Regions from separate parts of the Homo sapiens genome. Here region 1 is linked to region 2. A link is an interaction called in ENCODE POLR2A ChIA-PET data of the cell type or tissue named here. Cell type or tissue: OCI-LY7. All regions are shown on one strand. Each heading gives the region's core, and the rest is flanking DNA. Links, peaks and the distances in the headings are about the cores only.

Region 1 (5,728 bases), core at 1,157-5,156, 140 kb after region 2:
AGCAATAATGATCCTTGGAATTCAGCCACAAGTCACCCTATTGTCCTAATTAGAGCATATACACTGCTGCTAAGTGATTCTCCCTAGCCAATATGGGGTCTCTGGTAGACAATATCTCAGCCTCTCCAATTATTGCTTCTCTACTCCTTAACCACAAGTTTCTTCCATTTAATACAGAACGCCCTACCTTCCACTATAAGATAAAGGTCAGAGTCAAAACCAAAGAGTTTCACAAAAACAATAACCACCTTGTTCCCCACAACCTCTCTCTGCCTCATCACCTCCCCAAAGGGAAAAAAAAATGCAAGAAGGGATCTTTGTTTGAATGGAAATTGGTTAAACTTTTTTTTTCAGTTTCCACACTACTTTTTTTCTCTTGGTTTCTAGTGACCTTTCAGATACCGAATAATTAAATGCAGAAGCTGCCATAATTGAAAAATCTAAATTTAAAAGTGATACAACAATTCTGCCATCTCTTATTTATGGGGCAACTGAGACTCTAAAATTTCAGAGATTCCCTGCCTCTTACCAGCATTGCCATACCTTTCCAGGGATGCCGATGTTTTTTAAGTGATGAAAGAACTATGACTCACAGCTCAGAAATGTATCATGAGAATTTTGTTTTATGTCTAGAAACCTAGTAAGGGATGTTCAGGAAATATGTTCAGCTATAGATAGAGTTATCTATAACTGAAATATGTTGGAGATGCATGAGAAATTTCTCAAATTATAAAAACACACACAATCAGATTTCACTGCCTAGATCCCTAAACTCTCCAGCCTTCTGAAATATGTTTTTTAACTACCCAAATAAAATGGCCCAAGTCCAGTTCTCAAACCACCAAGTTCCAAACTGAGGGAATTCCTTGGTCATAAGACAGAAAAATGGAGTGATGTCTACTCTCCCTCCATCAGTTCATTCTGCAGCCTGACTCTCCATGACTACCTGGCTCTCACTCTTGGGACTGTTCTCCCCTTCCAACACTGCCTTTCCCACCCTGAATGCCAACCTTCTTTTTATGCCCTAAAGCACTTTGTTGTGTATATAATTAAATTTTAATGAAATTTTAGGAAGAAGTATAGTGGAGCTGAGATATTTATAGAGATGTTAGTTACTGCTATCCTAAAGATCCTTGACCACCTCCACCACAGACAAGGCCTTACATGCCAACAATTTCCTCAGGCCTCATGTTGGATGTCCCTTCCATGTATGTCCTCCCTTTTGTTTTTTCTGAACCTGTGAGAGAGGCTGCCCATGTATATTAGTCTCCATACTTTACTACACAGGGTAATTAACTTCTCCCTTTGTTTTCCCCTCTCTCACCAGGTTACTCATCAAAAACACCAATTAAGGTGATTTTTCTCAGCAAAACACTCTTTACTTAAGACAGATTTATACTATGCCTGTGGAAGGTAGAAATGGAGGTAGTTGGTTTTTGTTTTAAATAACATTCTTTTTCTTTTCACTACGAACACACACACACACACACACACACACACACACACAAGCACTAAAATATTCTGGAAGAATATGTACTCAATTATTAAAGAGATTATCCCTGATGGCTGTAATTTAGCAAAGTTGGGAGATTTGCCTGTGTGTGTGTATGTGTGTGTGTTATAAGACACTTTTTAGTTCCCAAGTCCTACTTTTCAATAAAAAATTAAAAAGTAAAAACATTGTTAGTGGAGACAGAAATTTGGGGATAATCCTTGATGGCTCTCCTTCCTCACATCCTCTCCATTTGCAAGTTCTACCTTCAGGATGTCATATGCCTACCCACTTCTCTCTTTCTTTACTATCACTGACCCCATTCATGAGCCACTACTTTTAACTTGAGTACCACAATAGCCTCCTAACATGCCTCCATGCTTTCATTTTGACAATTCATCCTTTATACAGCAATGCTAGAATTGTGTTATGAACACTTCCCTGATTAATATTCTTTGAAAGCTTCAGAAGGACTTAAGCCCTGCAGGACTTGACCCTGGCCTTTCTCTCCATCCTCCTTCTTGTTCACAGCACTCTCAGTACGCCAGTCTGGAGCACACCAAATTCACCCCTGCCCCAAGAGTTCAGCCCCTGTTTATCTCTTGCCATGGGGCTGGTTTCTTCATATTTTACATGTCAATGACACAACCACAGAAGGCTTTCTCCGAGCATACTACCTGACATAGATCACAGCATCATTCTCCAGTGGAGATGCTGGCAACAATACAACTGCTTGATTACTCATTTATCTGTGCTTCAAATGGAGTGTGAGTTCCACAGGACAGAGACCACATTTGTTTGTCCTCTCTTGCATCCTCTAAAAATTAATACGATATGTGACTAATAGAATGTAGGCATGAATAAATGAAGAAATGGAGCACCTTCTTTTTGGAAAGTGTTGTGCTGGGAAATTTATATATAGGTGTAAAAACCTGGCTTGTGTCTTCTAGGATCTTACCTTCAAAAGAGGAATAAGACATGAATAAATGATGACAATATGTTACAAAAATTCAGGAGAGGAAGATATGCTAGTTAAGGTAACCAAGAGCTTTGCAGATGAGTGTGTATTTGAGATGCACGCTGATGGATTAAGGATCAAAATTGCAATAGTCCAGGTAGAATTAGCAAAGACATGAACATATAAAGTACAAAACACAGCTGGGGGTGAAGGAGGGTGGTGGATTAAGCAATTTTCCTAGACGAGTTCTGTATAGTCTGACTTAAGTAGGGAAAGACAAGTTGGGACCAAATTTTCAAAGACTGTGAAAATCAGAATAAGAAGATGAAACATTTGGTTTTTAAAGAGAATATTAACATGATCACAGTAAATTTAAGCAAGGGGAATTTTGTTGTGGCCTATAAGAGCAACTGGAAGGTGTTTTAGTTTGCTAGGGCTGCCCTAATAAAATACCACAGACTGGGTAACTTAAATGGTAGGAATTAATTTTCTCCTAGTCTTGAGGCTGAAAGTCCAAGACCAAGATGTCAGTAGGTTTGGTTTCTTCTGAGGGCTTTTTCCTTGGCTTGCAGATGCTAGCTTTCCTGCTATGTGCTCACATGGTCTTCTCTGTGCATACCTGGGTCTGGTATCTCACTCTGTGTCCTCATCTCCTACTCTTATTAGAACACCAGTCACAGTGGATTAGGGCTCACCTTAATGGCCTCATTTAACTTGACTGCCCTATCCCTAAATGCAATCTTATTCTGAGGTACTGAGGCTTAGGGCTTCAACATATGAATTTTGAGAGGAAGAAATTCGGCCCCTGGCAGAAGGTGAGAGAGGAGAGGGGATGATTTTTGAAGTTGAATGTCAAGATCTCCCATCTTCCCTTCCTGAGTATCATGAGATCCCCTCTTTAGCTCTGTGAGTCATAAAGAAATGCTGGAGGGGTCTTTGATGTATTCAATTAGAAAATAAACCTTGTAATTTTAATGTAAAAAAAATGAGTATGATGGTTTCTGGTTAGTGTATATTCTCTTTCCTCCTTCCTATAATACCATGAAATTCTTATAAAAGTCAAAGTCAGGTTTTTGTATTCTGAATCTTTAATCTATAAAGACTGTGGGGAAAAAGTTTTTCATGGCTTTAGTGTCAGGAATGAATACTTTTCTCCTCTACCACAAGTTGTTACCTGATGAATCCTAAAAATTTTGTGAACAATTATATTCACTTTGTGAACAATTACATCAGTTCCTAAACAGGCCCATCTCCAATAAGTGTAGTAAATTCTAAGATAGATTTTCTGCTCTAGTTTCACCCCGAACCCATCTAATGTCCCCCACATTTATTTTCCCAATGCCTTATTTTTCCTATTCATTTACTTTCTTTTTAGCTTTGTGAGCCTTCATAAATCCTCTTTGTAACAAGGTAGAATTTTTTAAAGTATTGACTTAATAATTACATGGTTAAAGTCCTGCATATCACAGTTCCCACTAGATACATGCTCATGACCAAAAAAAAAAAAAAAAAAAGGAAAGTAAATTACAGAAAGAAAGTGGGAGGGGAGGAAAGGAGAAGTTCTCCTGTTCCAGCCTCCTCCCAACTCTACTCACACACTGAATCATCCTCTCTCTTTGTTGTTCCTCATTATCAACCCCATCCTCATCTCCCTGAACTCCTTTAGCTAAGAGGTGTTACCCATGTGATATTCCAGTGAAAACCATGAAGCCATCGGCTCACATTCTGACCGCACCTTACCTTTGGACACATGCTGTCTAATGTTGAAGTCTATTTTGTGTGCATATATCTTGTCTTCCTGAGTAGATCATCAATTTGAAGGGAAAATTCATATCTTTTGATTCTCTGAAAACCCACAGGTGTGTCACAATGCTAGGAACATAGTGGTTCATCATTAAATACTTATATCACTGAATTCCTTAATTCAGAGCCTCTAAAAAGAGTAGAAAAGTTAGAAATAAAAATAGCAAAAGCTAAAAGGAAGGTGCAGATTCAAGAAATACTCTCAGTTGTACCTGTGTGGGAGCTTCTTGAGACCAGGAAAGACCACATGGGGACTGACCACAGGACATTTAAAAGAGAGAAAGTCAATAGGAGGGAGGAAGGAATGCTCACAGTGTTCTTTGGAGGAATATTCAGACTCATGGAAAAGAGTTAGTCTAACAAGCAAAAGAGTGTAGGCTATAAAGGTAGAGAGAACCTAGAGGAAAAGAAAGGAGGATAAAAAGAGAACTGGCATTTGCTGAGCACCAGTGCCATCCAATGTGCTGAATGCTTAATATGACTTAATCTTCTCAGTAAAACTGTGAGCTAGGTACACAAAGAAACAGGCTGCTGGATGCTAACAATTTCCTTAAAGTCACAAAGCTCTTAAGTCACAACGCTGAGTGCTGAGGCCCAATCTCTCTGGCATTAAAACCCAAGCTCATGATTCAGTACCGCACACTGGGTGTCAAACCTGGGGTTTCAGTGATGTAAATGGTAGGAGATACATCAAGAGAGAATGATCTTAGAAGAATGAAATGAAGTGCAAGGTAGAGGTTTCCAAAGGAAAGATGGCAAGCACCAGACCTAAACAAGGGCATACATGCCCCACCAGGATGGGGCTATCTCTTAAATGGCACCAAACACTCGCGGGCAGTCCACTTTATTCCACAAAATTTGATAATTCACATAATCTCCCTTCTGGCTCCTGTGATCATTCTCTTTAAGTTCCCATAGTTAAGAGAATTTAACTTTTAAGTTTCCCTGTTTTCCCCTTTCCTAACATTGTAATTGAGCACTCCCAGGAAACCAAGAATACTGTTTATTGGCATGACATAACATATCTCATTTTTAAACTATGGTCCCTTCAGAGAATGAAAAGACGAGCCACAGATAGGAAGAAAGTATTTGCAAAACAAATATCTGGTAAAGGAATTGTATCCAAAATATACCAAAAACTCTTGAAATATCAAGTTAAAAAGCAAACAACCCAATTTAAAAATGGGGAAAAGATGTAAACATATAGTAAAGATGGTATATAGATGGCAGATAAATACACGGAAAGATCTTCAACATCATATGTCATTAGGGAATTGCAAATTAAAACAAGATACCACCATACACCAATTGGAATGGCAAAAATCCAAAACCAAAATACAGACATTAAATGCTGGTAAGGGTGTGGAGCAACAGGAACTCTAATTTATGGCCTGTGGGAATGAAAAATTGTACAGCTGCTTTGGAAGACAGTTTGAAAATTTCTTACAAAGCGAAGCATGGTCTTACCATACAAC
Region 2 (6,278 bases), core at 923-4,922:
TGGCTGCCTCCTGTAGTTCTATTACTTTGGTTCCAATTTTATTCATAAAAACCTGGGTTTAATGATGTAGCCTATGACTATAAAATAAATAAAGCTAATGAGATATAAGGGGTTTGTATGCATGGCTTAGGCCTCTTTTGGACCCAACCTAGCTTTACAAGAATAGATTCAAACATTCATTTACAAAATTCCATAATTTTTAAAAGATGTTTTAGAAGACCTGAGCTCCTTGGAGGTACTTCAAGAACCATGATAGGAACCAAGATAAGGCTAAGGAAGTGTAATTTTTGATGATACAAGTTTCCTGAAGAGGCAGGAATAGAACAGAATGGAGAACACAGGTGAAAACACAAAGAGGAATATGTCTTTCACTGGATTCCAAAGGACGAAGGCAAAAATATATACAGTAAGATTGCAGGTGGGGTTTCATGAAGATAAGAAGTTCCTACCTGAAGACTACTTTTTTGGTAAAGTAAAAGGTGAGAGAGGTTCTTTGTTGAGATTGTGGGAGAATTCTTTCAGATAAGAGGCTTATGGAGAGTGCATGAGCTCTGAAATAGCTGCTATTGGAAATGGGAGCTAGAACTGATGAAATATTTGACTGTTGAGCAGCAATGAGGGCCAAGTTAAGGTTGAAGACCCTATAATGGCCCCAAAGTATAGAGAGAAAAGAGTTGGACCGAAACAATACATATTTTAAATAGTTTGAATCTTTTCAGGCTGGCGTGGTGGAAGGTCAATAGGCAAGTAATGAATCATGTAGTTTAGGCTGAATAGAGAAAGACAGGAAGGACAGGAAGAGGCTAAATACTTGGTGACCAGGAGGGATCAAAAGACTAGCAGTCTTGGGCAGGCATGGTGGCTGACACCTGTAATCCCAGCACTTTGGGAGGCCAAGGTGGGCAGATCATGAGGTCAGGAGATCGAGACCATCCTGGCCAACATGGTGAAACCCTGTTTCTACTAAAAAAAAAAAAAAAAAAAAGACTAGCAGTTTTGATAAGATATGAGAATAGCAGAAGTAACAGAGTGACAGGATTGAAGGACTACAGTCTATGATCAGAGAGCAGAATGCTTGAATTTAAGATTTCATGGGTGGGGGAAGTAGGGATGGTTAATGGGTACAAAAAGATAATTAGATAGAATAAGCAAGATCTAGTATTTAATAGGAAAGCAGGATGACTACATTCAACAATAATTCATTGTACATTTTTAAAAAACTAAGAGTATAATTCGATTGTTTGTAACACAAAGAAAGGAGAAATGCTTCAGCTGATGGATACCCCATTTACCCTAATGTGATTAATATGCATTCTACACCTATATCAAAATATCTCATATACTGCATAAATATATACACCTACTATATACCCACAAAAATTAAAAAAAGAAAAATAAAGATTTCAGGAGAGATTTCAGGTGGGTGATATCAAGGTCCAATGTATGGTCATTGGACTATATGGCTTAAGTGGAATATACATAAAGCTCACTGTAGTCTCTGTCCTATTTATCTCTCTATGTATCGGTCAATCAATTAATCAATCATCTTATCTAGCTATAACACTACTGGTCCCTAAGCATCTATACATGTATAATAGCTGACCATGCTTAAGGTGAGTTGCAGTGAAGTAACCGTCTTGTGAATGTTGTTACTAATAAGCTGATGCTATTGTAATTTTTGCATACATCTTGAAAAATGATCTGATTGGTTCTAGTGCTTCAATATACTAAACTATTTGTATATAGTATTTGTGTTGAGGCACATGTTGGTTTTTCCCTCTCCTGACAGTTATGAAAAAATTATTTTGACTACATTAGTGGTCAATATTCCTAGTTCTGATTATAAATATGTTACTACAATTTCTTCTACTCTTGTATCACCTCTGTTAATAAAATAAAAAAAATTGTATCTCAAATTACATATAATTTAATCCTGGAGTAAGGAATAATACTGTTTTATCTAAGAAGGTATTAAGGGCAGGCTGACAGGTGGAAGAAATTGGGTGTAAACTTTCAACATTCAGATATTTATGGCCTAAAATTCCATCATTATCACTTCATGCCTTTCAATTAAGCTCTAGTTAGTCTCTCTCCAGGTTTCTTTTAAAAGGCAATTATACACATCAAAAGAATAACCAATAAAATCCTGTCATGTTAGTGTAAATTAATTTATCACATCACTCTCCTATATGGTCCCTACAAGATGAGAAGACGAAGCAAGCATGGGAAACTTGGAAATTTGTGGGAATGGAGCACTGGCTGAAATGGAGAATAGAGTATAAAAACATGAAAAGCGAGTGTTGTAATACCTTCATCTTTTCAGCTATATTCAAAAGCCTTTAAAGGAAAGGGATCATATATTCTTACATGACTCATATAACAATTCTTGTCCTCTTAAAAATAAAGCATATATTTACAGGTGAATAGCTAAAGATTTCAGAGATTTTATTGCATATATATCCCAAGATCCCACAACACTTGTTACAAGATCTATTCCTTCAAACCAATGACTTCAGAAATCTTTTTAAACACATTACTGTGTTTCATGATTTAGAGGGCTGTATGCATAACTATGGATACAATAGAATTCCCATGGTGATTATGACAAGCCCCAAGGCAAGTGGTTTTCATCATATTTGTTGTCCCAATGTCACATTTGTCATCATTTTTGTTTGTCATGTCCCAGTGATATAAAGGAATTCATCCCTGCCAAGCCCAAGTTCAAAAGGTGAAGAAATAGACTCCACTCCTTGGTGGGAGGAGCAGTAAAGCTGCACTACAAAAAGGAGATGCTACAGGGATGAGAAGAATGCTTCGCCATTTTTGCAAATTAATCCACATACATTTTATAGACATAAATATAAGTGTGGAAGGATACATAGCAAACTGATAATATTGTCCACTTCAGGGAAAGGATCAGCAAGGGAGACAATATTTTATTCACTTGTATTTGTTTGACTTACACCAAACATACATTACCTTCATAAATTTTATTAAGCAGAGAGTTTTAGTAAATATAAAAGTTATAATAATTATATTTCTATCACCAAAAGTTTAATTTCATGGACACCTTAATTCATTAACACTCAAAAGAATAGAAAATAGAAAGAAAACACCCAAATAGAGCAAGTTTGTCAATATCATAGTACTATTGTTAAAGGAAACCAAAGGAAGAAATGACTTTACTGAATGATCCACAGAATTGTTTTGCAGTTTCACAGCTCACAGATTGTTTTTCACCGGACGCATCTAAGCTTCTAGTGTCGAGTTTCACTTTCAAATGTCAAAGCAACACCTCAGGAAATACACATGGCTCAGCCTGTTGCCTTTGCTTATAAAAAATCGACTCCCTTTTCAGTTAGTACTGATGGATGAAAGGACATTCTCTGATCTTTTCACCAGTAACCAGTCATATAAATCCTCCGATGAGCTCTAATTTAGTAATCTGAAATGTACAGTACTATTCACAAGTTTTTCATGACTCAGAATTTGCAAAGAATTTGATCAGGTTTCCTTTTCTAGTTTTGGTGGTATTGAGTCTGGGGAATTAATATCATAATGATCTATAAAAATGTTTCAGCTGGCTTTCGCGCTCTCTCGCGCTCTCTCTCTTTTTCTCTCTCTTTCGGTTAATATCTTTGCATCTGTGTTTCCACCAAAGAAATTTGGAACACATATCATATGACAGTGTTGTTGACACACCCCATATCTGCTCTTCAGCTTGTGTGGACACTTCTTTTTTCACTAGAGTGCTTTATTATGACTTACCTTGCTACTGTCCTGCAGGTGAACAACCCACAGACTGTGGTACCAAAATGTTTTGCGCTGAAGCTTGTAAGACAGTCACCCCTTGCATTGTTCATTCAGGCTTGATAGGATTCTCTGCAGGAAATCATCTTGAAGAGCTTGTCTTTGAAGAATACCTCTCACCACACAATTGCCCATATCTCAGGCCCTTTTTGTTCAACAGCCAAGTCATCATGTATTAATACTGTTTATACTGCCCTAAAACACAGGGACATCCAAAGGCATGCTACACCAGATAAGAGAATGAAAACCCCCTTCTACCAGTCAATCATCAGCTCTAAGGTCTTATTTCTATATTTCACTGAGTCATTTTGGAAATCATGCATGTGAAAGTCTTTTGATCTTGTATCAGCATTGGGGAAAATGAACAACTTTCTCGTATTGATTTTACAGCTAAAATTTCTCCATCCAACTGAATTGCTCAAATTGGTTAAAATCATAAATTGGCTGAAAACCAATACAAGCGAATAAAACATTGTGTCCCTTGCTGATCCTTTCCCTGAAGTGGACAGTATTATCCGTTTGCTATGTATTCTTCCACCCCTTTCTTTACAAACCAAAACAAATTGGTTAAAATCACAAATTGGCAGAAAATAACAACTTTCCAGTTACTGATTTTTTAAACATAAAGGTAATTTATGTATATCATAAGATCATAAGACTGTTTTATAATTTTTATGTTTTGATTCATTTTACATCTTTTCTTCAGAAAGTATTTGTTTAATGGTCATTTGGTTGCAGTTCTTTGTAAATGTTAATTTATATTTTAGTATTTTTATTTATTTTTGGAAACTATTTCTCACATTATTTGTGTAGCCTAGGTAGTTAGTTTACTGCAGGAAAAGAGTTTTATTGTTATCTGGCCACAAAGGTGATCTCGACGTATCAAATCTTATCAGAAAGTCTCGTCTTAATCTTTACTGAAATCTGGATGTTTCTGTTTACTTGGAATGCTAGGAGGTCCTTTTGAATGTTAGTCAGCTTTACTCTCCTTGTTCTCTAGACTTTTAAAGATATTTTCACAGGAGTCTACTAAAGACACCTTCCCCCCACTCAGCCCCAACCCCACCTCATGCACAGCCTCCTCTCTGGGATTCTGCCTTGTAGCATAAAGAAGGTCTAATTAGGATAAGGATACATCAACAGGCAAGGAGCCAAACACCAGCAGGCAAAGAGCCAAAGACCAGCCTTACTCTCCTTGGTGCAAGAATAAGGCTAAGCTACCAGAGTTCTGTGTTTTTGTTGGCAAAGCTCATGTCGTTTCAGGAAAAAGACTATTCCTGCCCAGGCCCATCTCCATGGTTCCAGAAACCTCATTGTCCTTTAAATATGCAGGCAACTATTCTGGGTTACCTTCACCACCAGCACCATCACAGTAATTCTGAAAATGACAGTTATTGGTGTCTCTGTGCTTTGGGAATACCCTTCTTCCCAGAATCACAGTGCATGTTAGCACTGGTGGCTTCCTCCTCCTCAGTCAGCTATCAAGAAAGCCAGAGATATCATCAGCCTTGGAAAGGAAAGGACAGCCCAACAGCCTTGCCATACAGGATTTTCCAGTAGACCTGATAATGAGAATTCTGAGATTATGTTGGTTAGGCCTGGAATGAAAAAAGAAAAACTCAGAGAGGGCAGGATGACATAGGCAAGGCAGCTAGCTTGGCCATCAATAGACTGCTCTTTCCAACTCTGTGAAACATCCTTCCTCTTCCCCTGGAGTAGTCCCTCAATATATGCTTCTATTTTCATTCCTCCCTGATTTTCTAGAGCCTGGTTCCATCATTTATGAACCCATTCCTTCTTAGCATGGGATCCCCTAAAAGAAGACACTGAGACAAAGATTCACATACTGATAGTTTATTTGGAAAGTCATCAGGGGAGTGGAGAAGTGAGACAGGAAAGGGGAGCAACCAAGGGTTACTACAATGGAGCAGACCAAAGAGTAATCCTGTGGAAAGCCCCAGGAACCAGCCTGGGAGCTGCCACAGAGGAATCTTACTGTGTGTCCAGGGAGGAATGTATACACCAAATTTCTTCCGTCATTGTTTGAGGGCTCTTCTAGGGGGTGAATAGACATTCTGGGACTTCTGTCCTGACACAAACCTAGGTAAAGCATCCTCCCAAAGGCTTAGAAACCTTCAGGCCAAGAAATGCAGATCCTGGACAGGAGGAGCACACTGCAGGTGGGGGTGGAATGGGCCAATGTCTGCCTTTCCTCACCTTTCCATTTGATAGAGGAAGAAAAAGAGAAAGAGGAGGAATGGAAAGAATGGAAAGCTTACCCCGCCCCCCAAAAAAAATAAAGACAGGAAAAGAGAAGGAGAAGAAAAAAAATTGATTTTACTATTTATTTAGCATCTACTATGTGCAAAGCATCTTACTGACTTGTCGTGGCAATCTTACAAGTTAGGCATTTTATCATACCTATTTTACAGATGAAGATACTGAGTTTAAAGAAGTTAGGTAAAATC

What was found. ChIA-PET counts read pairs that join two places held together with the same protein. Peaks named below come from ENCODE experiments on the same cell type or tissue, not always from the same donor. Only the 100,000 strongest peaks of a DNase experiment are listed, where the experiment ranks them.
Region 1: POLR2A ChIA-PET joins it to region 2 with 5 read pairs; 5 of 35 experiments call an interaction of 5 or more read pairs at or near these places.

What each region holds. Positions count from the first base shown.
Region 1 is chr1:172,756,771-172,762,498 of GRCh38, reverse strand. No RefSeq gene overlaps it. Among named protein-coding and RNA genes, the nearest start is that of FASLG, 100 kb to the right of the region's middle. In OCI-LY7, for the core only: no CTCF peak of the experiment used is centred there; no DNase peak of the experiment used is centred there.
Region 2 is chr1:172,892,354-172,898,631 of GRCh38, reverse strand. No RefSeq gene overlaps it. Among named protein-coding and RNA genes, the nearest start is that of TNFSF18, 160 kb to the left of the region's middle. In OCI-LY7, for the core only: no CTCF peak of the experiment used is centred there; a DNase peak (open chromatin) is centred at 3,281; H3K4me3 peaks cover 771 bases; H3K27ac peaks cover 614 bases.